Linked DNA regions of Homo sapiens: regions 1, 2, 3, 4 and 6 are each linked to region 5. Evidence: chromatin loops called from intact Hi-C (ENCODE). Cell type or tissue: mammary epithelial cell. All regions are shown on one strand.

What was found. Peaks named below come from ENCODE experiments on the same cell type or tissue, not always from the same donor. Only the 100,000 strongest peaks of a DNase experiment are listed, where the experiment ranks them.
Region 1: a loop joins it to region 5, with 2.4 times the contacts of the local background. A loop is called at or near these places in 12 of 110 quality-filtered maps.
Region 2: a loop joins it to region 5, with 14 times the contacts of the local background. A loop is called at or near these places in 96 of 110 quality-filtered maps.
Region 3: it touches region 5 in a loop (7-fold over the local background); 16 of 110 quality-filtered maps call a loop at or near these places.
Region 4: a loop joins it to region 5, with 5 times the contacts of the local background. A loop is called at or near these places in 23 of 110 quality-filtered maps.
Region 6: a loop joins it to region 5, with 6 times the contacts of the local background. A loop is called at or near these places in 9 of 110 quality-filtered maps.

Annotation. Positions count from the first base shown.
Region 1 is chr6:13,227,308-13,231,307 of GRCh38, forward strand. PHACTR1 (phosphatase and actin regulator 1) reads left to right here. Exons shown (of 15, transcript NM_030948.6): 9 at 509-756; 10 at 2,730-2,886. LOC105374933 (a long non-coding RNA gene) reads right to left here and starts at 2,666. Exons shown (of 4, transcript XR_007059456.1): 1 at 2,214-2,666; 2 at 1-1,812. RefSeq lists an enhancer at 1,965-2,024 and a silencer at 2,195-2,284. In mammary epithelial cell, a CTCF peak has its summit at 1,981 (motif pointing right); no DNase peak of the experiment used is centred here.
Region 2 is chr6:13,536,696-13,540,695 of GRCh38, forward strand. No RefSeq gene overlaps it. Among named protein-coding and RNA genes, the nearest start is that of SIRT5, 36 kb to the right of the region's middle. In mammary epithelial cell, a CTCF peak has its summit at 1,582 (motif pointing left); no DNase peak of the experiment used is centred here.
Region 3 is chr6:13,405,697-13,409,696 of GRCh38, forward strand. All of the region lies in intron 1 of GFOD1 (Gfo/Idh/MocA-like oxidoreductase domain containing 1), which reads right to left. Among named protein-coding and RNA genes, the nearest start is that of GFOD1-AS1, 79 kb to the right of the region's middle. RefSeq lists a silencer at 257-457. In mammary epithelial cell, no CTCF peak of the experiment used is centred here; a DNase peak (open chromatin) is centred at 2,205; H3K27ac peaks cover 2,013 bases.
Region 4 is chr6:13,396,727-13,400,726 of GRCh38, forward strand. All of the region lies in intron 1 of GFOD1 (Gfo/Idh/MocA-like oxidoreductase domain containing 1), which reads right to left. Among named protein-coding and RNA genes, the nearest start is that of TBC1D7-LOC100130357, 70 kb to the left of the region's middle. In mammary epithelial cell, no CTCF peak of the experiment used is centred here; a DNase peak (open chromatin) is centred at 1,515.
Region 5 is chr6:13,334,751-13,338,750 of GRCh38, forward strand. No RefSeq gene overlaps it. Among named protein-coding and RNA genes, the nearest start is that of TBC1D7-LOC100130357, 8.2 kb to the left of the region's middle. RefSeq lists a silencer at 3,337-3,446. In mammary epithelial cell, a CTCF peak has its summit at 1,921 (motif pointing right); a DNase peak (open chromatin) is centred at 2,021; H3K27ac peaks cover 607 bases.
Region 6 is chr6:12,635,788-12,639,787 of GRCh38, forward strand. No RefSeq gene overlaps it. Among named protein-coding and RNA genes, the nearest start is that of LINC02530, 52 kb to the left of the region's middle. RefSeq lists a silencer at 2,460-2,519. In mammary epithelial cell, a CTCF peak has its summit at 2,428 (motif pointing right); a DNase peak (open chromatin) is centred at 2,364.

The sequences.
Region 1 (4,000 bases), 110 kb before region 5:
GTCGCCCTGTGTAGCTTTAGAAAACTAGAACCTCAATTATTATCTTTCTCTCCTGAATCTGTAGCTTCACTATCAAATTAATCCTTTACCCTTGCTTTTAATTTTTTTTAATTATGGTAAATACAGATAACATAAAATTTGCCATCTTAACCATTCTAAAGCATACAGTTCAATGGCATTAAGTACGTTCACATCATTGTGCAACCATCACACCACCCACGAGGAGCCGGATTTATTATTTCCTATCCCACGCCACTATTCCCATCAGGAAACCATGCCATCTTAACCACTATTCCCATCAGGAAACCGTGCCATCTTAGCCACTATTCCCATCAGGACACCGTGCCGTCTTAAAGTGATTCCCTGTAAGATGAGCAATGGAACTTTACTTGCCCAGTAGACCCTTTGTCTCTTAGGACTGGGCAACTGAGTTTTAAAATGGTTTTGATGCATTTATATAGCACGTTAGCCAAAGTGAATTTCCTCTTTCCTCCTTGTCTTTAAACAGCTCTGAGCAGCGGGTCCCCTGTTCCACTTCTTACCACAGCTCTGGGTTGCACTCGGGTGATGGGGTCACCAAAGCAGGACCTATGGGCCTTCCAGAAATAAGACAAGTGCCAACTGTTGTGATTGAATGTGATGACAATAAAGAAAATGTGCCTCATGAGTCAGACTACGAAGACTCTTCTTGCCTGTATACAAGAGAAGAGGAGGAAGAGGAGGAGGACGAAGACGACGACAGCTCATTATACACCAGTGCGTTCATCTTAACTCATCACCAGGGGTGGGGAAGCATGCTATTGTGGAAAGACAGCAGAGAGTGGACCCAGCAGCCCAGCAGTCTGGGTTCTAATCCCTGCTCTGGTGTTGACTGGTCCTGGGTCGTAGGGCAGCTTAGTCTACCTGTTGGGGCCTCAGTTCCTACATCAGTAAGAGGAGAGGGTAAATGTCCTCTAAATGCCCTCCTTAAATTCCCTCCTAGCTCTAAAAATTACTGCCACCTCCTACCTCTTTAAGTGGCTTCTTTGTTGCTTCTCTTAGGATGCAACTTCTCCCCCACCCAAAAAAAACTTTAAGAAGTTTAAAACTCTGTCCCTGTCTAGCAAACACTCAAATACTACTCACTGTGTATGCAACAAATTCACTTTTTAAGCATACCTCAGCAACTTTAGAAGGCCTCAATTTAAATTTCTTATTTATGACCTTTAAATGTGCTAAGAGACAAGAGAAGAAATGAAGAAAGCAAAGTTCAAAACCTATCACTCTGGCCATGAACAGTAAATAAATTTTAGTTACGTGAGTACAGCCTGATATTTGGCCAACTTTTTAATAAATGAACTTATGAGAATAGCAACCATGCATTGAACATGTACTGTGTGCCTGACAATGGGCTACGGTTTTAATCTCTCACCTACATCTCACAACAACCCTGAGGCATGGACACTATTGCCTCATTTTACAGATAAGGGCAGAAAATGGAGAGACAAGGCGCTGGCCCAGGGCCTCACGTCTGCTAAGGGGCAACGCTGGGGTTTGATGCGGGCTCTGTCACATTCTGAAGCTCATGTTCTAAAACTAGTGGAGGAAGAAAGAAGAAAAGCACTACTCAATCAAGCCCAAAGCCATCCTCAGACTTGTTGCCTGCTGGCGTTTTCTCTCGCTCTCTACTTACCAGGCTTCAAATAGCTGGCTCCAAGTAAGACCTGGTGAGCTATGAAGGGATCCAAGTGATGTCAAGGAAAGAACCACACAGGGCAGCCAGAGACCTCAATGATCCATGAATGGAAGGAGCAGCTGCTCAGCCCCTGTTTGCTGTTCAGTATCCAGAGAATTAAATGTTTTATACAGAGGTTTCTCAACCTCAGCACTCCCGGCATTTGGGACCAGATAATTCTTTGGTGTGGGGCCGTCCTGTACACTGTGGGATGTTTACAGGCATCCCTGGCCTCTGTCCGCTAGATGCCAGTAGCACCCTCTGCCTGCCACCTTAGTTTTGACAACCAAAAAATGCCTTGGGATTTTGCCAGGTGTTCCCTGGGGAGCAAAATCACCACTGGTTGAGAACCACTGATTTATATCAGATGTAGGGAAGCCCTGCCTCAGCTGCTCAGAAATGCTGGGGTTGAAAAGAAAAAACCCATCCCAGGATATTGCGTGTTTCAAAGCCCTCACCTCCACTCCCACCCCCAACCAGCCCCACTTTGTCCGCCTACCTTTTTTCTCCTTCACGTCCCCCCAGCTCCAGTGTAGTTGATCTTTTCTGTCTCTTGAGATTTCCTGGTGTAGCCTTCACCGCTGAACTTCTGCAGACACAGATCCCCGCCCACCTGCTGCCTGTTGGACTCTCATCTCTGCTTCAGGTGTCAGCCCCTCCTCCTCGTGAAACTTCCCCTAGTTGCTAAAAGCCTCTGTCCTATCTCCCCCTTTGCAGTCCACTGCACCCCACAGCCAGTCCTGCCCTCCTTTGTGATGTTGCCTGCGTGCTAGACATTCCTGGAGAGCAGAGACCCAATCACAGGTTCCCCATGTGCTGTCCATGTGCCCCACACAGTGCTAGGGGTAGAGTGTGTGGCAATGGCAGGAACTCTAGGAACTGAGGCATTAACCACTTTCAGGTGTTAAAACCTTGATGACTTCCTTCCTGCCTTGTATCTTATGACCCAGGGTTGGCCCTGTGGGAGCCCAGGCAGATATGTAAGCCTTAATTGACTCATTTCTGTCTCCTACAGGCTCCCTGGCCATGAAGGTCTGCAGGAAGGACTCCTTAGCCATCAAACTCAGCAACAGGCCCTCCAAGCGAGAGCTGGAAGAAAAGAACATCCTTCCCAGGCAGACGGATGAGGAGCGGCTGGAGCTGAGGCAACAGATTGGCACCAAGCTCACCAGGTAGGACAGCGGCACCCTCTGCCTCCCTGGCAGTGGGCCTTTAGCTCTCCAGGTTCTAGCAAAAGAATTCAGTCTCGGCCGGGCGCAGTAGCTTATGCCTGTAATCCCAGCACTTTGGGAGGCCGAGGCAGGTGGATCACATGAGGTCAGGAGTTCAAGACCAGCCTGGCCAACATGGTGAAACCCCATCTCTACTAAAAATGCAAAAATTAGTCAGGCATGGTGGCCTGTAGTCCCAGCTACTCGGGAGGCTGAGGCAGGAGGATTGCTTGAATCTGGGAGGTGTAGGTTCCAGTGAGCCGAGATCACACCATTGCACCCCAGCCTGTGTGACAGAGCAAGACTCTGTCTCAAAAAAAAAAAAAAAAAAAAAGGAAGAGACAATGGAAAACATCCCATTTTGTCTCCAAGGTTGTTTCTATAGTGCCCTCTCCTTTATTTATCCAAATCTTGGAAAATTCACTTGATTCAAGGTTCAGGGAGAAATTGAGAGGCAGGTTTCCAGGGAGAATAATCATCTGTAGAAAAGCCTCCATCATCTGGCCAGGCACGGTGGCTCACACCGGTAGTCCTAATACATTGGGTGGCCAAAGTGGGCAGACTGTTTGAGCCCAGGAGTTTGAGGCCAGCCTGAGCAACAAAGTAAAACCCCATCTCTACATAAAATCAAAAATTAGCGAGATGTGGTGGCACATGCCTGTGGTCCCGGCTACATGGGAGGTTAAGGCAAGAGGATGGCTTGAGCACAGGAGGTCAAGGCTGCAGTGAGCCATTATTGTGCCACTGCACTCCAGCCCAGGTGACAGAGAGAGAGAGAGAGAGAAGGAAAGAAAGAAAGAGAGAGAGAGAGAAAGGAAGGAAGGAAGGAAGGAAGGAAGGAAGGAAGGAAGGAAGAAGGAAGGAAGGGAAAAGAAAGAAGGAAAGAGAGAAAGAAAGAAGGAAAGAGAAAGAAAGAAGGAAAGAGAAAGAGCGAAAGAGGAGGAGGGAGGGAGGGAGGAAGGAAAGAAGGAAGGAAGGAAGGGAAAAGAAAGAAGGAAAGAGAGAAAGAAAGAAGGAAAGAGAAAGAAAGAAGGAAAGAGAAAGAAGGAAAGAGAAAGAGAGAGCGAAAGAGAAG
Region 2 (4,000 bases), 200 kb after region 5:
GGCATCTTGTAGAAATAGGCCCTAAATCATATATTTGAAACCCCTGGGGCTAGAGTGGCTTGGAATTTAGAACATTTTGGATTTTAGAAGGGTAAATACATTAATATCTGTACTACAAAACATATAAAATTTATCCCAAATGGTATTTAAAAAAAAAAGCCTCCCATCAGCCTCCTGTCAATTCAGAACAGATCGTACCAGCAAGTTTGGGGTTTGCAGAGCTTTTTTTGGATTTGGGAAATGCAGATAAGAGATTGTGAACATGAGCATCAAAGAAAACAATTGCACATAGTGGCAAACATCTACTGGACGGTGAATGTTTGCCAGGCTTTCTGCCAAGCTCTGTACATGTGCGGCCCTCGCAACCAGCTTGCAAGGTAAGTGCTATTGATTACTATCCCCATTCTAAAAATCAGGAAACTGAGGCATGGATGGGCTAAATAACTTGTTTGAAGTCATATGACTAATAAATCCACTCATTTGTTCCATCTCCATTGAAGTTGAAAGCTTATAGTTGAAAAATTTTGTAGAATCATCCACTCTAGAGAAAACCTTTTTTTCTTATTGAATGATTAAAATATTTCCAGAATGACTGGCTGGCACTGCACTCTGATTTCAAAGTCTTTGCTTTACAGCTTTAAATTTGCCTTCTCTTTTTATTGCCTGTCTTGTTTTAACAGCAGCCAATTCACACAAAACAGCTGTAGGTTGTCTCCTTTGCACACTGATAAAAGTCTCAGGAGGTTTCAGGGGAAACCTTGTGCAAAGGACTGGCTCCATCAAAATGAGACCCACTTCCAATAAAGCAGGATACAATGTGGATTTCTATTAAAACAGTGTTATAAAATTAAAGTTGGATGATTGAGGAAGGCTTTTGCTTAGTAATGAGACTCTGTGGGGATGCAGAAGTTGGCCATAAACAGTGTGTTTTGTGGGGATGCAGAAGTTGGCCATAAACAGTGTGTTTTGTCTTCTGCATAACTCGGTTTCCTCTGTTCTGATAACCTGTACCTTCCCAAAGCAATCTAATAAAATTTACAGGAGTGGTTTCCTACTACTGTGCCAAACATTGTTTAGAATGCACTTTAAATACTCTCAAAGATTTAAAAGAAAAGCATCGATGTTCTAATAATTATGAAAACACATCCTCAGAATCCATATAACCATTCAAAAATCAAGGAGAACAATGTCCTTTGTTTAGTTAACCTTTCACCTTTTTTGCCTCATTAGAACTTAAAACTATTAGGCATAATATGCCTAATATAAAACATATATAACCCCAGTGACATGCATTTATTTTGTGATTAGCTGAATTTTTTATTATTTCAGAATATTAGAATATTGTTGTTTTTTTCACAAATATGTTCTTTAAAGCTTTGTTGTTATCTTAAGAGTGATTTTATTAAGCCTGTGTAAAGAGAATGTCCAGATAATGAAATCCAATAGGAAGAAGGGTGTGTCTATAGGAATTGAGTGTAAAAGCGGCTTTGAACCAATTTATTCTTAAATAAATAAGTGTCCTTATGCTGGGTTGGCTTGCCCTACAACATGGGCTGCTTTCTTCTTCACAAAGCTCCCCCTGCTGTTTAATAAAGTCTAACTTTCCCCAATTCTTTCTGAACCTGAAGTGCTTCTAATGATCCTACAAAGTTATCTACTGATGCCTCACATTTTATTACCAAAGCTAGAGCATTTGGCCAAATTTTGCAAAATGTTGAGAACGCAGTAATTCTTTAACAAATGCTTGTTGAATGAATTAGGATATTCCTGTCAACCTCACACCATAAGCCCGGCAACCAAGACAGAAAGAGGTGATGTAGCTCTCAGCTTTCACCTACTGTCCATATGACCTTGGGCAAGTCACGGCACTTCGTTCATTTATTTATTTATTCAACATTTATTGATTGTTAATCCATACCAGGCACCATGCCAAGTGCTAGGGACACAATGGTGGGCAGATAGGTGTGCTTTCTACCCTCACAGACCTTCTGAATCAAGGGGCTCTCAAACCTCGGTGTGTGTCAGATTCACTCAGAGGCCTTGATAAAATACACATGGCTGGGCCCCTCCTCCAGAGTATCTGATTCAGTGGGCTGGGGTGGGGGTCTGAGAATTTGCATGTCTAACAAGTTCCCAAGTGAGGGTGATACTGCTGGTCTGTGGGCCACACTTTGAGAACCGCTGGCTTTAAGAGGAACAGTCACAATAGTATGATAAATGCTGTGATGAGTCCTGGGTGAAACAGGGACACAGAGCAGAGGATTAATCTAGTCTATCGGGATAAAGAAAGTTTTCCCAGACACATGCGTTTAATCAATCCTAAGACCTTAACATCTCAGGCATTGGGATACAAGAAACACTGATCCTTCCTTTTTACACTTTAACATCTGCAAGATCACAATGCATTTGATGAAATACTGTAACAACATTTAAGCAGAAAGGGTAATCAAGACAATGTGGTGCTGGCACACGGAAACATGCATAAATCAATGGAATAGAATAGAGTCCAGAAGTAAATCCATATACCCATGGTTAATTGATTTTTGACAAGGGTGCTGAGATCGTTCAATGGGAAAAGGGCAGTCTTTTCAACAAATGGTGTGGAGATAACAGGATAGCTACATGCAAAAGAATGGAGTTGGATCCTCTACCCAAACCATCTCCAAAAAATTAACTCAAAATGGGTCGAAGACCTAAATGTAAGAGCAAGAGCTATAAAACCCTTGGAAGAAAATAGAGGTAGATCTTCATGACCTTAGATGTGGCAAAAGATTCTTAGATATGACAACAAAATCATGAAAAACAAAAGAAAAAAATAGATAAATTACATTTCATCAAAATTAAAAGCTTTTATGTTTCAAAGGACACCACCAGTAAAGTGAAAAGATAACCCACAGAATGGGAGAAAATGTTTGCAAATCATACATCTGATAAGGGACTTGCATCTAGGATATTTAAAGAACTCTTATGAAGACAATCCAATCAGAAATGGGTAAAATATCTGAATACACTCTTCCTCAAAGAAGATATACAAGTGGCCAAAAAGCACATGACAAAATGCTCAGCATCACTAGACACCAAGGAAATGCAAATCAAAACCACGATAATACTTCACACACACTAGGATGATTATGATTTTTAAAATGGCAGACAATAACAAGTGTTAGCAAGATGTAGAGAAATTAGACATTTGCACACTGCTGGTAGGAATGTAAAATGGTGCAGCTGCTTTAGAAAACAGATGGTAGTTCCTCAACCAATTAAACAAGAGTTACTATATGACCCAGCAATTCCACTTCTAGATATATATCTAAGAGAAATAAAACCATCTGTCCACACAGAAACTTGTACAAGAATGTTTACAGGGCCGGGTGCAGTGGCTCATGCCTGTAGTCCCAGCACTTTGGGAGGCCGAGGCAGGTGGATCACCTGAGGTCAAGGGTTCAAGACCAGCCTGGCTAACACGATGAAACCCCGTCTCTACTAAAAATACAAAAATTAGCCGGGCATGGTGGCGGGCGCCTGTAATTCCAGCTACTCAGGAGGCTGAGGCAGGAGAATTGCCTGAACCTAGGAGGCGGAGGTTGCAGTGAGCCGAGATCATGCCACTGCACTCCAGCATGGGCTACAAGGTGAAATTCCATCTCACAAAAAGAATGTTTACAGCAGCATTATTTGTAATAGCCAAAAGATGAAAACAACCCAATTGTCCAGGGTTACACATGGACAAATGGAGAACCAAAATGAGGCATGGAATATCATTCCACTATAAAAAGGAATAAAATGTCGATACATGCTTCAACAAGGATGAACCTTAAAAATATTATGCCAAGTGAAAGAAGCCTGTCACAAAAGACCACATACTATAAGATTTAATCTGCATGAATATCCTAAACAGGGAAAGTTATAGAGACAGAAAGTAGATTACTGGTTGCTTAGGGTTGGGAGTGGAAAAGGGAGAGGCAGAGAGGTGATAGCTTATGACAAACGGATTTATTTT
Region 3 (4,000 bases), 71 kb after region 5:
TGAGATGGAATGAAACTTAGATCATATTATTCCAGCATACAGGAGGAGGGGAGGACATTCACAGCTTCTATTTTTGCTGCTGTTTCTCCTTCTGTCTTTCCCACTATATGTGTATTGTGGGTGGGATAGGGCAGAGTTGAAGATAAAGTGAACAAAGAAGCATAAAAGACGGGATTGAGACATTGCCACTCCTGAGAGATACTCGCAAGCCCCAGCCTCAACTCATCAGTGGCTTGAAGGGTTCCAGGGCCAGGAGGAGCCTGGGGACATTGGCAAGGATCTTCCTTTCACTCTTGGCCTCCCCACCCCAACTTCTGAGGCAGCATCCTCTATCTCTAAAGAACAGGCCTCCCGCCTCTGCTATTCAGGGAATATTATGTTCTCCCAACTGTTATATTTTGGGTCCTTTTGGCAGGAGGTGGAGATGGGCAGGGGTGGAAAGAACCCACAAATGTTCTCGGAACAAGGAACCAGTAAAGTACAGACATCTGGCCCCAGGATTTTGCTGGCTCCAGGGACGTCACTATAAACCCACTAACACTAATTGCTTTCACGTCTGCTCCCATTTCTAGTGGAAATAAAATGCCTCTCTGGCTAATGGAAAATGAAACGCCGTTTGCTGTTTGTTTACCACATTACATAAGAGCTTTCTGTAGCACCCCTCCTCCCCTGGCCCCTGCCCTGAAACCCTCTGAAGGACAGCTTGTGCAAAGCCTGCAAGCGCTCTACAAATACAAGGTAACACGGCTTCAGAAAGGGCGCCTGTATTCACGTTAGGACTGTACAACTCCTTAATCCTAAACAGACGGGAGGGGAGGGCAGAAAGAAGAGAGCGAGAGCACAATCGAGAGTGAGAAGAGAAGAATTCTATTTGCTTTAAATTCATGCTTCCAGGAATATTTTCCATCTCCTTACTTGATGCTAAGTGCAAAGATCTAGAGTAGCTCATCAAACCTCAACTTCTAAATTCAATTTCCCTGACAAAGAAGGGGAAATAAAGGTCCAGCTGAAACTGGGGTTTAAGAAAGTGGACTCTCATCCATTGGGCCTTTAAAGTGTCTGACAGTAGGTGATTGGGAGGCCTTCTTTGACAGTCCTGTTCTGGTTGGCTGCCTGTGTTTATCCCCATGTTGGCATTTTGTACACAGTGTGATAGCAAATATAAAGACCTCTGGCTGTCCTTCCTCTGCCCTTGTCAGTTCTCTCCTTCTCCAGCAGCAGAACCACTCATTTCAGCTGGACCCATGGTTGCCAAGAATAAAAAACTCCATTTCCCAGTCTCCCTTGCCATTAAGTGTGGCCATGTGACTAAGTTCTGGCCAATGGGATGTGAATGGAAGAGCTGTGTAAACTTTCCATGGTGCACCCTCCATTTCCCTTTTCCTGTGTGACAAGCATAAGGCTATATTGGGCCATGAAGGCAAAGACAATACTCTAGGGATGGTGGCGCCAAGACAGAGGATCCTGGATCCCAAACACTATAGAGCTGCCAGACTGCTTACAGAGCGACTGCTATGGGAGGAAGAACTTTTTATTTTGGATCTGGGTTACTGCAGCTGAAATTGTATGCTTGGGATCTATTTGCTGAAGAGAAGAAAGGAGGATACCCTTAAAATAGATGACCCCACCATTTGGCTTTCACATTGAAAAGTCAGCCTCAGCTCTTCCTACTTTTCTTATTGATGAAGAATCTTACACCCCTACCAGCTCCCGGGCCTCAAAGACTACATCTTCCTCCTTGCCTTTCTTTGTCCCCATTTTCTTCTGTATGCTGCCTACTCCCAGGCTGGCACAGAGCAGCACTCCTTGACCAGAATGGCCCAGACAGTTGGAATAAAGGATGACATTAAAATAGAGCCCTTTGTTATGTCTCTAGGGAGTGTCTTCAAAACACCCTGTTACAATGGCCGAGAAAATTGCCTGAGATGGCCAAGTTCAAAGGGCTTATCTTTGAATCAAAAGCGGGAATGGGGTTTTGTGCAAATGTCATCTTCTGCCCAGTTCTGAGTTTCTATGTAGCAAACTTGGAGTAAAGTTAAGATCAAATGGGGCTCAGAGGATCAGCTATTACAATAGGCCTCAGTCAGATGGCTTTTCTTGAGCCACTGGATTTCATCAGAAGAGAATTGCAAACACAAACCCTTTGTTTAATGTAGACGGTGATGAAATAAATAGGGTGACTCCATCTCAACCACCCTCCTCCCTGTACTCACCCAACCAACTGACTCTCGGAGATTGCCCAACCAAAGAGCAGAAGTTCACAGAATATCTCTTCTTGGGTCAGCACCCAAAGGTGGGAGCACTTGGCTTTGCTCCCAGAAAACTATAATCTGGTGAAGGCATGTGAGAAATGTGCCCTTCCCTACTGCATACTGCAGAAGAACGTGGCTGAGAGCCCGGCCACGGTAGCATCTATCCTCCACATAGAGTCTTTATGAAGTGACACCTTCTCTCTCCAGCTCAGGCAATAGCCTCTGCCTGATCAGAACACAATTGAATGTGGCCTTGGGCCAGACTATGGCAGGCAAAGGTTAATTTCCTTTCCTTCTTAGAGCAGGACCTAGTTCCAATTGCCTCGCTTTGCCTAACTCAATTTTCCGCACAATATAGCAAGCTCCTTATCTTGGGCAGTGAGGTAGAAGCTTCCCCTTGTTCCTCCTTATGGTTTCCAGTGGAACTTTGAGGAGGGGCACATTTTGCTTAAAAAACAGCATTAATTGTGAAGCGAGAATAGCTTTTCTACTGATGGCTGCTTTTCTAGCAAAAATGTCTGCCTGCAAGGACCTCCCCATGTGACCTGGCAGGGAGAAAAGATAATGAGGAGCTCAGGTGAACAACTCAGGACCTGAGGAAAGTAGGCCAGTGAGTCAAAATAAAATCCAGCCAGGAGCAAACAGAAGAGTTAATGAACAGGAGATCACCTGATGCCCGGGCCCCTCTACCTTTAGCGATTTCATGTCCGAAGGTACTCTGTGCTCACCCGGGTAACACAGCTTTGTTAAGAGAATAGTCAGGCTGATAGATTTGTTCACTTCTATAGTCGCTTATCTTGGAATTACTCCATTGTTTTTAGAAAAATGACAGTTCATTTTCTAAAAATTAACACAGGCCAGTGTGGTGGCTCACGCCTGTAATCCCAGCACTTTGGGAGGTGGAGGTGGGTGGATCACTTTGAGGTCAGGAGTTTGATACCAGCCTGGCTAACATGGTGAAACCCCCTCTCTACTAAAAATACAAAATTAGCCAGGTATGGTGGCATGTGCCTGTAATCCCAAGTACTTGCAAGGCTGAGGCAGGACAATTGCTTGAACCAGGGAGGTGGAGGTTGCAGTGAGCTGAGATTGTGCCATTGCCCTCCAGCCTGGGTGACAGAGTGAGACTCCATCAGAAAGGAAAGAAAGAAAGAAAGAAAGAAAGAAAGAAAGAAAGAAAGAAAGAAAGAAAGAAAGAAAGAGAGGAAAGAAAGAAAGGAAAGAGAGAGAGAGAGAGAAAGAAAGAAAGAAAGAGAAAGAAGGAAAGAGAGAGAGAGGAAGGAAGGAAGGAGAGAAAGAGAGAAAGAGAGAGAGAGAGGGAAAGATAGAGAGACAGAGAGGAAGGAAGGAAGAAAGGAAGGAAGGAAGAAAGGAAGGAAGGAGAGAAAGAGAGAGAGAGAAAGAGAGAAAGAGACAGAGGAAGGAAGGAAGGAAGGAAGGAAGGAAAAAAACAATGAAATAAAAGAGACAAATCCTAAGAAGAAAATGAAATGCCTCCAAACCCACCATCCGTCAAGTAACCATCATGAGATTAGGGGACTGCAATTTTAGTTACGTCTTTATGCACAGAGAGATAGTAGGAAGGATAGATTTACAAGCAGAAATAATTTAAAGGGAGTATAACACATAGTTTATTTAATAAAGAGGATTCCACTATTTGAACTTAACAGATAAGAAAGAAACTGAATTGCAGCCGGGCACGGTGGCTCACGCCTGTAATCCCAACACTTTGGAAGCCCGAGATGGGC
Region 4 (4,000 bases), 62 kb after region 5:
AGAAAGGGGTCATGAGCCAAGGTATACAGGCAGCTTCTAGAAGCTGGAAAAGGCAAGGGTATGGATTCTTTCCAGAAGCTTCCAGCAGGAACACGGCCCTGCCAGCACACTGAATTTAGACTTTCTACCTCTACAACTGTGAAGAGAATAATCTGTATTGTTTTAAGCCACTAAATTTGTGACAATTTATTACAACAGCAAGGGAAACTCATATACCTGGGGATGTTTCAAGTCAGAGGAAGGGATATTTACCTCCCAGGAGGAAGGTAGGGCTTCCTGAGTGGTGGTGATCACAGGTGTGCAGTGACCGACACCTTCAGAGCCACAGAGAGGCCAGATGTTGGAAACAGTGCTCAGAGAAGGGACAAGAGCACCCAGAACCTTTGCTTAGGGAGCAGGAGCAGACCCATTGTGGGTGCCCACAGTGGTCTCGAACTCCTGGACTCAAGTGATTGGCCCGCCTCGGCCTCCCAAAGTGCTGGGATTACAGGTGCAAGCCATGGCGCCCAGCAAGACAGATTCTTAATAAAGTAAAACAAAGCCTTACTCTAAAGCCCGGCAATTCCACTCCTAGAAATTTACCAAAGAGAAATGAAAACAAATATCTACACAAAAGATCCAAATGTGAAGCCACCCTCGAAATGAAAAGTGGTGTCCAGCTCAGGCCCCTTGTCTCTCCATCTGAGGACTCGGGCCTGCCGTGAGAAAGTGATCTGCATCTTCACTTTTCACTTCCTCTTTCACCTCCAGGCCCTCTGGCATCTCTGGGGCAGCCTCTGCCATAACCTGGAAGGGTGGAGGCCCAGCCTTGTATCATAAAACCCAGGGGCCGGCCCACTGGGGAGAACAGAAGGCACTGATACCACCTGGGAGGGCAGATATTTGCCTCCACCTGCTTCCACTTTAGAAGCCAATGCAAAACAGGAGAGCAGGGTGGGGAACAGGACAAATATTTGGCCAAGTACCAATTCAGTCTTAGGAATGAGCAGAAGATGGTGATGTCTTGCAGTGGGCATACCCGGAATAACACACAGCCCACGTGGCATTATCCCGGCACATTCTATTACTAACAATTTGAATGGGGGCAGGGGCAAACCTTTGCAAATGAAACATATTTTATATGAAAATAAACACTGTCACATTTGGAACTGAAAACAAATTTTGCATTAATTTTTAAAAGAAGACTTTTCCGACTATGGGCCACATCCCCAGATACTCCCTCTATCTTCCAAAGTATGCATCTTCTTTGCCCTGTCCTTAACTGCTATTGCAGAAGGAAGTCTGAGAAGCTGTGTATAGGGGAAAGTGCAAACCTGGAGCCTCTGCCGCTGGGTTTGACTCCAGGGGCTGCCAGCACGAGCTGTTTCATGTCAGTTACTGTACTATACCGTATATTATGTTATGTACAATGTCAGTTACTGCTCTGAGCCTCGGCTTCCTCATCTTCAAAATGGAAATGAGAACTATTACCTCATAGGGCTGTTCTGAGGATTAAATGAGATCAGGTATGTACATACCTTGCACATTAGTCAGTTATTACTGTTAACAGCATTCACAGACACCTAACTTGGATCTGTTACGAGGCTCACTTCCTTAGCAGGGATCAGGAAAATGCTGATACAAGACCAGGTAGAACCTCCGTTTCGAGTTTATCCTTTTGAAATGTTCCAAATCTTGATTGGTGGTGATTTGAGTGTACGCATTTAGCAAAGCTCATTAAAGTATACACTTACTATCTGCTTATTTCACAGTATGTAAATTTACCTGAATAAAAAATTGTTTCAAAAAAAGTTGCTCCTCTGTCCTTAAACACCTATTTTGTATATTTAACCCAGAATGTGCACCCCAGTGCACAAATGCAGCGTCCAAGGAGCTCACATCGGGTGTTTAGTTTTGATTAATGGGCTTTCCTGGACTCAGAAAGGAGGTAATTTAGGATCCCAGCTGCCTGCAGGCAGAAAGAGGCTCTGTTGAGCCATCAGCACCTCACTGCCGCCTGCTCAGCCTCCCGGGCTTCTCAATAAATGGCGACTCCACTTTCCCTCAGGTCAGGGCTCAGACCAGTCAATGGCCACCACGGGGCAGCATCCCAGAACAGGAGGTAGGGAGGGACATCCAGGGGCTCAGCTGCTTTTGAAAGCTCTCTATTGACAAGGACGCCACAGACACCAGTTGATTTGACTCGTTGTTATTTTTTCTAGCACAAATCATGAGCCAGTTACAGTAACACTGGGCATTTAAAAGGCAGGAGCTAGACAAGCACTTTACTACTTTGGAAAACAGATTTTGTTGTTTTGTTTTGTTCTGAGACAGGGTCTCACTATGTTACCCAGGCTGGAGTGCAGTGGCGCAATCAAAGCTCACTTCAGCCTTAACCTCGCGGACTCAGGTGATTCTCTCACCTCAGCTTCCAGGAGCATACCACCAAGCCTGGATTAATTTTGGTGGTGGGGGAGGGAGGGGTGGCATGTAGGGACAGTTTTTCCATGTTTCCCAGACTGGTCTCGAACTCCTGGACTCAAGTGATTGGCCCGCCTCGGCCTCCCAAAGTTCTGGAATTACAGGTGCAAGCCACGGCACCCAGCAAGACAGATTTTTAATAAAGTAAAACAAAGGCTTACTCTAAAGCCCAGCAATTCCACTCCTAGAAATTTACCAAAGAGAAATGAAAACATATATCTACACAAAAGAACCAAATGTGAATGTTTGTTGCAGTTGTATTTATAATTGCCAAAAACTGGCAATGACTCAACATCCAACAGCAGCTGAATAGATAAATAAATTGTGATACCTTCATAAAATAGAATACTACTCAGCAGTAAAGATAAATGAACTACTGAGACATGCAACAATATGAAGAAATCTCAAAACCGGTATGCGGAGTGAAAAGAAGCCAGAGGCAAAAGGATGCAGACATTCTATTTATCTGCAATTGTAAAACAGGCAAAGTGAGCTATCAGGGCAGAAAGCACAGCAGTGGTTACTGGGGCTGGGACAGGGGCTGAGGCTGGGAGGGTAGAGAATGCACCAAAAAGTCAACTAAGGCAACTATCCGGAATGATTGGAAATTTCCATATCTTGAAATTGCAGTGGCATTGCACAGGTATATACATTTACCAAAACTCACAAAGCTATACATTTAAAATAGGTACATTTTATTGCATGTAAATTACCTCAACAAAAGTAGCAGGGAGAAGGAGAAGGGTGATCTGATGTCTCTGAGGGGTGCTCCCTTTTGGGGAAGCCAATACATCATTTCTTTCTCCTAAGATCCTCCACGTGGTCACACAGTTACTGAGAAGCTGTTTTAATCTATACAACTGTGGGGATTCTGATTTTTTTTTTTTAAGAGGCCTCTGGCCTCCTGATATATTGAAGAGAAAATAAAGACTTCCTGGATGGCAAAAGCTCTAAAATAGACATAGTGCAGGCCAATACACTAAGACATGCAGGACCGGGCAGGGATTCAGCCAGCACACAATGGCAGTCACATTGGGGGTGGGATAAATGTTAAAATATCTATTTATCAGTTAGTAAATAGCCACTGCCCTGAAATGCCTGAATATCTCTCTATTATCCAGGAATCCTCCCCATCTCTCCAAAGCTCAGCAACTTGAAGAGTTGGTGGTTACCACTGCGGAAGCCACCAAGATCCCACTCCAGCTCCTAGGCACCTCTGTGCTGATGGGTTAGTGCCTGGCCATACTCCATAAAAACATATTTCAGATGTCCCATTCCTCCTGTTATGAGGCTCACTTTCTTAGCAGGGATCAGGAAAATGCTGATACAAGACCAGGTAGAACCTCCGTTTCGAGTTTATCCTTTTTGAACAATTTAATTTAGGAGTAATTCGAAGCAGATAGTGATCAAAAGAGCACACATTTCGTCAGAATGAAGTGCTGCTGATGGAAAAATACATAAAAGTGGGAGAATCTTTTTCCACTTTTAAGCTCTGCTTGGACCCTAGTCAGACTCATGTCTTACATGCAGATGAACATTT
Region 5 (4,000 bases):
CAGACAGCTCTTCAGCATACTGGTTTCCATTTCTGTGGATATATACCCAGTAGTGGATTGCTGGGTCATATGATAGTAGAAAAAATTTTAAGAAGAAATATGCCCAAGTAACAATGCATTTGATAAGCGCAACCCAGGTAAGACACAAGAAATGTCATAGAAGTTAAGGTACTCCCTGGAGTGTTTAGAGAAGGCACTATATAGGAAATAGCATTTGAGCTGTGCAGTGAATAATTTTTATAGAAAAGAGTGCCTTTTCAACACAAGAAAGAGCAATCACTAAAACGCAAAGGCAGGAAATGACAATGTGTATGTGGATGATGGGAGCCAGCCTGGCAGCTGTGTTGGGGTCATGAGAGATAAGGCTTGGAGCTGGCAGGGTGGGTTGCAGGAGGCCCAAGGAGCGTGGGCCAAGCATGGGCTGTGGAGAGATGACTCAGAGCAGAGAGAGCCTTTGAACAATGGATTTCCATGACCTGTAAAAGGGAGAGGCTTGGAGGCAGGAGTGCCTCTCTCGAGGTGCTAAAAGCTTTTGCAGAGGGTGGGAGGGGTTGGTTTGAGCCACTGAGAGGACTTGAAAAAAGAGAGGTCACAGCTACTGGGGGCCTTAAGTCTCTGGGAAACTGGGGTACAGAAAACCAAAATGAGAAAGTCAGAGAAGAGTAGCTTTGAGAATTGGCCATGCCGGGCGCGGTGGCTCATGCCTGTTATCCCAGCACTTTGGGAGGCCAAGGCGGGCGGATCACAAGGTCAGGAGATCGAGACCATCCCGGCTAAAATGGTGAAACCCTGTTTCTACTAAAAATACAAAAAATTAGCCGGGCGTGGTGGCGGGTGCCTGTAGTCCCAGCTACTTGGGAGTCTGAGGCAGGAGAATGGTGTGAACCTGGGAGGCGGAGCTTGCAGTGAGCAGAGATCGCGCCACTGCATTCCAGCCTGGGCGACAGAGCGAGACTCCGTCTCAAAAAAAAAAAAAAAAAAAGGAGAGAATTGGCCATGTTCAGAAGCCTGCTTGAGGTAACATAGAGCAACGTTTGATGTCCAGGCATAGTGGCTCATCCCAGCATGCTTTGGGAGGCCAAGGTGGGAGGATCACTTGAAGCCAGGAGTTTGAGATCAGCCTGAACAACAGAGACTCTGTCTCTACAAAAAATAAAAAATTTAGCTGGGTATGGTGGTTGGTTACATGGCTGTAGTCCCAGCTGCTTGGGAGGCTGAGGCAGGAGGATTGCTTGAGCCCAGGAGTTCCAGGTTACAGTGAGCTATGCTTGTGCCACTAACACTTCAGCCTGGGTGACAAAACAAGACTGTCTGTAAAATAATAATAGAATTTTTTTTAAAGGAAAATAAAAAATATTCCATGAAAATGTCCAGAAATAGTTATAGATTATAAAAATGCAGTGCTATTATGTTAAAGTCACTGTGAAAAATGAATTCTGGGATATTCAATGAAATCCTAAACAAAGTCCATACAGGTTGAGCACCCCTAATCTGAAAATTGGAAATCTGAAATGCTACAAAATCCAAAACTTTTTGAGCACTGACATGATGTCACCAGTGGAAAATATTACACCTGACCTCATGCAATGGGTTGCAGTCAAAACATAGCCAAAACTTTGTTTCATGCACAAAATTATTTAAAATATTATATAAAATTACCTTCAGGCTATGTGGACAAGGTGTATATGAAACATAAATGAATTTCATGTTTAGACTTGGGTCTCATCCCCAAGATAACTCACTGTGTATACACAAATAATCCAAAATCTTAAAAAATCCCAAATCCAAGACACACTTTGTCGCAAGCATTTTAGATACGGGATACTCAACCTATATTGCTAATTCCCCCCAGATGAGGTTAGATTTTGCTGGTCTTGTGGCAGAAACTCGGCTTGGTGTAATTCTCAATGGCAGCAGCAGAGGGCAGCAGCAGTAGACGGTTGGGATACTCCTCACACCGAGTTAAGGGAAACTTCATTCCTTTATGAGGTTTGGGATTCTGCCTCCACCCACTGACGGTAGATGTTTCCAGATGCTGGGGAAGAGACGACTGGCCCTGGCTTGCCAAGTAAACCGCAGTTTCATCTACACCTTCCAGATGGAAATACTGAGCAAAGCAACAGGGATCGCCTTATTCCACGAAGCAAAAAGAATAATAATAGGCCTAGCACGGTGGCTCACGCCTGTAATCCTAGCACTTTGGGAGGCCGAGGCGGGCGGATTGTCTGAGGTCAGGAGTTCGAGATCAACCTGGGCAACACGGTGAAACCCCGTCTCTACTAAAAATGCAAAAAATTCGCCGGGCATAGCGGCGTATGCCTGTAGTCCCAGCTGCTCAGGAGGCTGAGGCAGGAGAATTGCTTGAACCCAGGAGGCGGAGGTTGCAGTGAGCTGACATGGTGCCACTGCACTCCAGCCTGGGTGACAGAGCGAGACTTGTCTCCAGAAAAAAAAAAAAGAAGAAGAATTAAAGGCATTGAGTGCCTATTCTTCTAAGAGCTGCATGCATATTATGCCATTTAATTGTCTTAAGAATCTGGCATTATTATTACCATCCACATTTTATTGTAAATGAGTTTAAGTGGAAGCAACTTATAAATGGTTGCTATCTGGCTCCTGAGTCCATTGGTTTAATTAACCCTTCCACTGTATTACCTGTCTACAAAGTTTTGTTATTCGAGTGTGTATACGTGCACACATGCTCTCTGGTGCACAGAGAGTTTTTGTTAGCTTATTTAGATTTTGGGGAAAGGTGAAGAATTTATGCGTGTTTTCATCTCTTCTTTTTTTTTTTTTTTTTGAGACAGATCCTCGCTCTGTCGCCCAGGCTGGATTGCAATGGTGCAATCTTGGCTGACTGCAACCTCTGCCTCCCAGGTTCAAGTTATTCTCCTGTCTCAGCCTCCTGAGTAGCTGGGATTACAGCTGCCCGCCACCATGCCCAGCTAATTTTTGTATTTTTAGTAGAGACAGAGTTTCACCATGTTGGCCAGGCTTGTCTTGAACTCCTGACCTCAGGTGATCCACCCGCCTCAGCCTCCCAAAGTGCTGGGATTACAGTCACGAGCCACTGCACCCAGTCTTCATCTCTTCTTTTAAACCAAAACACTGTAAGGCGTGAACAACATACTTTGCTGGAGCAGTGCTCTTTCAAGTGCGGTCCCCTCTCTGGTGCTGTCCATGAGCTGTTGGTCAGGGGCCTGTGAGATAAGTACAGAAATCGAGAGCATTTAGATACTTTGATAGCAGTTTGACAGATTCATTTTATGTCTGTTGAATCTCATTATGAGCTTGTATTTTATATGTCTTTTTCATTTGGTTTTTCTAGTAACTTGTGGCTAGTTCCTTGCCCACAGGATTGCTCAAGAAGCACTGCAGTTGAGTTTATAACACACATGTAAAAGTCTAGAGGATTTTAGATAGTTCCTTTCACAGGGGAAACGAAACCCAGCACAATTATTAAGACATGGAGGGTTGCTCCTCTAAATCCTCCAACAGCTTCACTGATTGTCAAGATTAAAATACAATAAAGAGGGAGAAAGTGGCAGAGAGGGAGGAATGGGAGAAGAGGAACTTGAGGAGGGACAGTCTTGACAACTCTCGCGGGAGGACTTGGGCTACGTCACTGCGATGAGTACAGGAAAAGCACAAAATTAAAAAGAAGCAAATGGAATAAGGAATACTTTTTCTAAAAGAAAACCAAAACAAAACCCTGCTCTTAGATATGACTGCTGCACCTTTTGCATACACATTTGATACAGCAAATGATCCTGAAGTCCCTGTACTAGGCCAGGCTTCCACATTGATTTATTCCATTCACTCATACAAATCAATACTTGATTTTCAACAAGCTGCAAGTCAGAAGTCGCCATTGAGGGTGGGGTGAGGTGGCTCACACCTGTAATCCCAGCATTTGGGAAGCCAAGGCAGGCAGATTACTTGAGCTCAGGAGTTCAAGACCAGCCTGGGCAACATAGAGAAACCCAGTCTCTACAAAAAA
Region 6 (4,000 bases), 700 kb before region 5:
TATACTTAAACAAGTATGTGTTGTTTATTTGAAATTCAAATTTGTCTGGGCATTTTGTATTTTATCTGGCAACCCTACTGCTCAGCCCAGTCACAGCATTAAATTCTTCTCAACACAAGCATGCAGTCAGTATAAATCAACTGCTGTTGACATGTGAGTTGATGTCTCTTTGACATTTCACATTCCACAACGGAGCTTAACTGGTGGGGTCCAAATCTTACAAAACAGGCCTTGCTTATCTCCAGCTCTTGCTTGATTAGTTTTGGATGTTAGCCTGGGTCTGGCAGAATCTCCTCCCCTCCTTTCCAGGAGCACGGCTCTTGTACAGGAGGAGTGCTGTGAGTCACTCTAGAACTTTCATCAATCTGGGTTCATCTCACCACCTCTCCAATAAATTCTCCAAAGCTAGTGCAAATTCGATAGTGCCTTTCCTACTTTCCAATGGCCATGCGGGTTTTTTCTTTCTTATTTTGAAGGAATTTGGGGAAAAAGAGTATTAGATGACTGTGTTGTAGTCATCTTCCCATCTTATCTGAAAAGTCAAGATAATTTTCTTGATCTGAAACAAAATAAATCCTTGCACGTGGTTAAATGTCCATGTTCCACCATGAACTTTAATACTCATATAAGCCCAACTGTGAAACTCATACATCGGTTCGTCAATATTTTTATGGCTGGGTTCTTCTTCTGGTTGTAACAACACAAAGATTTTAGAAAGGGCAATCCTGAAAGAAATTGCCCCCTGCTGTCTATTTTGAGTATGGGGCAATGTGCAGACACTGAGATTTGCAAACAAGTATCATTAAATAGAACCCTGTAGAGAAACACAAATGGAACTTTGGAAATGTGATATTAAGATAATTTCTTATTTCAACATTCACTGACATCAAACTTCAAATAAGAATCCATTAAGAATAAAAATCAGATAATTTAGGTAGCACTTCAAAAACGATCATATATGGCCTCTTTCCTTCTCTTCCTTTATCTTTTCCTCTCCATGGATGATATATGACAAAAAAGGAACATTCTGTAGCATTAAATCAGATTTCAAAGTCATTATTATGATTATATGCACATCAGTAGTACTTGCCCTACTTTTGCTTAAATCATGGAGATTATGAGAAAAGCATTCCTTTGGGGAATTTAGTTTGTTTCCCAGCTTTTATAGATATTTCATTTGAGAAAAATTTGAACTCTATCTGGGTATTCAGGATTCATGCTTTCATCTGTAAATTTCAGTGACTACTAACACCACCTGGCCAAACCGATTATGAAGCTCTAAATATGATCTGAAATTTCAAATTCAATTCATTTTCAGTTCAAAAAGTATGTTGTTAATGATGCCTTACTGTTCCTGCAGTAAGAAGGCTGCTTTTCTTTTTTTGTATAGAAAATAGCTTTGATTATTTTAAGTTTTATATGTGATACATATTAAAAGTATAAACTAAAATATATAAAATGGTATAAAGAAAATATTTTAAAAATTACCTTTAATTACAACACTATGAGATAAATAGCCCCATTATGTTGATTTATTCTTTACTTCTGTTCCTGGATAGAAACATAAGTGGGAATATATTTTATGAGCACAAAGATACAATCAAAAGAATTGACTTTTTTTTAGGTGTAGTGAGCTTTAGCCCTTTATTTGAATTCCTTTTTCATATTTAAAGCCACCTTATAAAGTATGTACTATCAATAAATTTCCTATTTAGAGATAAAAAAATTGAGGACAGAAAAGGTCAGATTGCCCAAACTCATATGACAGCAAGTGGAGAAGCCAGAATTTGAAACAAGGCCGTTTGACTCCAGAGCTCATGATACAGTACATGAAGTTTAATGGACATGCATTTTATCACCTAATGATATACTATAGATACCTTGCCATATTGATATATATCAAAATACATACATCCTTTTTATGGCAACATAGTATTCCATTAGGTGGCCAAACCATAGTTTACATAAACAGTCTCTTTACTTCACAATGGAATACATTTTTTTCGCCACTATAATATTACTTTGGGAAAAAAAAGAACCCTTGCAATTATCTTCGCTAATTTTTTTTACTACTTGTTTAGGATAAATTCCTAAAAGTAGGATTTGGTAGTTCAATTTAATTTTTTGGCACACATTGCCAAAATGCACTTCCTGAAGATTAAACCAACCTACTCTCCTACAAACAGCACATTAGAATAACTTTTCCACACTCGCTCCCTTTAGAAAGATAATTCTCAAAGTCTCACATTCCAAGACACTTTGAAAGCAAAAAATCTCTTTCCATAGTGAGTCATCACTGTAATTTGCATACCACAGTGAATCATCACTGTAATTTGCATATGGCCAAACTTCTTTAAAGACTGTGATACCCTGTCTAGGCACCAATGCTTCTCCGTGAAACAGCTTCCCAGGGTCAATTTTCCCTGTGGTGGCCAGCAGGCGGTGCTCACACACAGATTAGAAAGACCTCTGTGGTCACTGATTCTCTAACGCAAAAAACTTCATTCACATCACCTCAAACCCTTGGACAACACTACGTGGCCTGTGAAAACCACCTGATTGCTCGAACCTTACATTATGGTTTAGTCAATACTCTCTGAAATTCAGGTTCTTATTCTTATACCAATATCTTAGGAAGAGTCATGTGAGCAATGTCCAAATATTCTTGACTATGAGTGAGGTCCATGTATACACACTACCAGTAGCTCCCTAAGACCCAGGCAGGTAAGCTTTTAAGTATCCAATCTTAAACATGTATCATAACCTTAACCACCAACTCCATATCTATACTCCTTGCCTATAAGAAGTGGCATATGCCAAAACACCACCTCATGCGCTCTCTTTTCTGTATTTTACTTTCCTTCAACTATTACGTATTTCTTATTTTAAGGTAGATTATATATGTTATTTGTTGCAAGGCTGAGGCAGGTAAAAGTTTCTCCATGTTTTCCTTTCTAGTAGAGTCCAGTCTATTTTTCTTTTATGGTTTCATATATGGAATAATCATACTGCCTTGTGCTTAATACAGAAAATTTTCAAATTCCTGTATAGTTTGGTTGCTAACATCTTGAAAAGCAGAATTCAAATTAAAAATTGACTACACAAAAATAGAAATTTTTGGTATTTTAATTGTTAAATTTGGTCTGAACAACCAAAATACCAGGAAAAAAAATCTGAGAAAAATATTTAAAACCAATATGACCCACAAACAGTGATGTCCTTAAGAGATAAGGAAGCACATATATCTATTAAAAATAAAATACTGGGTCAGGCATGGTGGCTCATACCTGTAATCCCAGCACTTTGGGAGGCACAAATGGGAGGATCTCTTGAATCCAGAAGGTCAAGGCTACAGTGAACTGTGATTGTGCCACTGCACTCCACCTTGGGTGACAGAGCCAGACTCTGTCTCAAAATTAATAAAATTATGACAGAAAAAAAATGGACGTGGTGCCTGAACAGAATTTATAGAAACATAAGTAACTATAAACATATTTTAAGAAAAAATGTAATCTAATTACTTATAGAAAAAAATGCAAATTAAAATGACCTTTGTTCAAATGAGAAAAGACTAATTCAGTAATTAGCAATTATGCTTAGGATATGGCAAAGATCAAAGTCGTGCTTTACATATGGTTAGTAGAAATAGATCATCATTCTAGGAAAAAATTTTACAAAGCATAGCAAGGAGACAGGGAGGGGAACATCACACACCAGGGCCTGTCGGGGGGTGGGGGGCTAGGGGAGGGATAGCATTATGAGAAATACCTGATGTAAATGACGGGTTGATGGGTGCAGCAAACCACCATGGCACGTGTATACCTATGTAACAAACCTGCATGTACTGCACATGTACCCCAGAACTTAAAGTATAATAAAAAAATGTAATACCCTTTGACTAGTAATATGGCTCTGGAAATTACTGGAAGCTTAGTCAAAGAATATATACGAAAAGTTTATTCTGGCATTCTTTATTCTAACAATAAATTATATGCCCCCA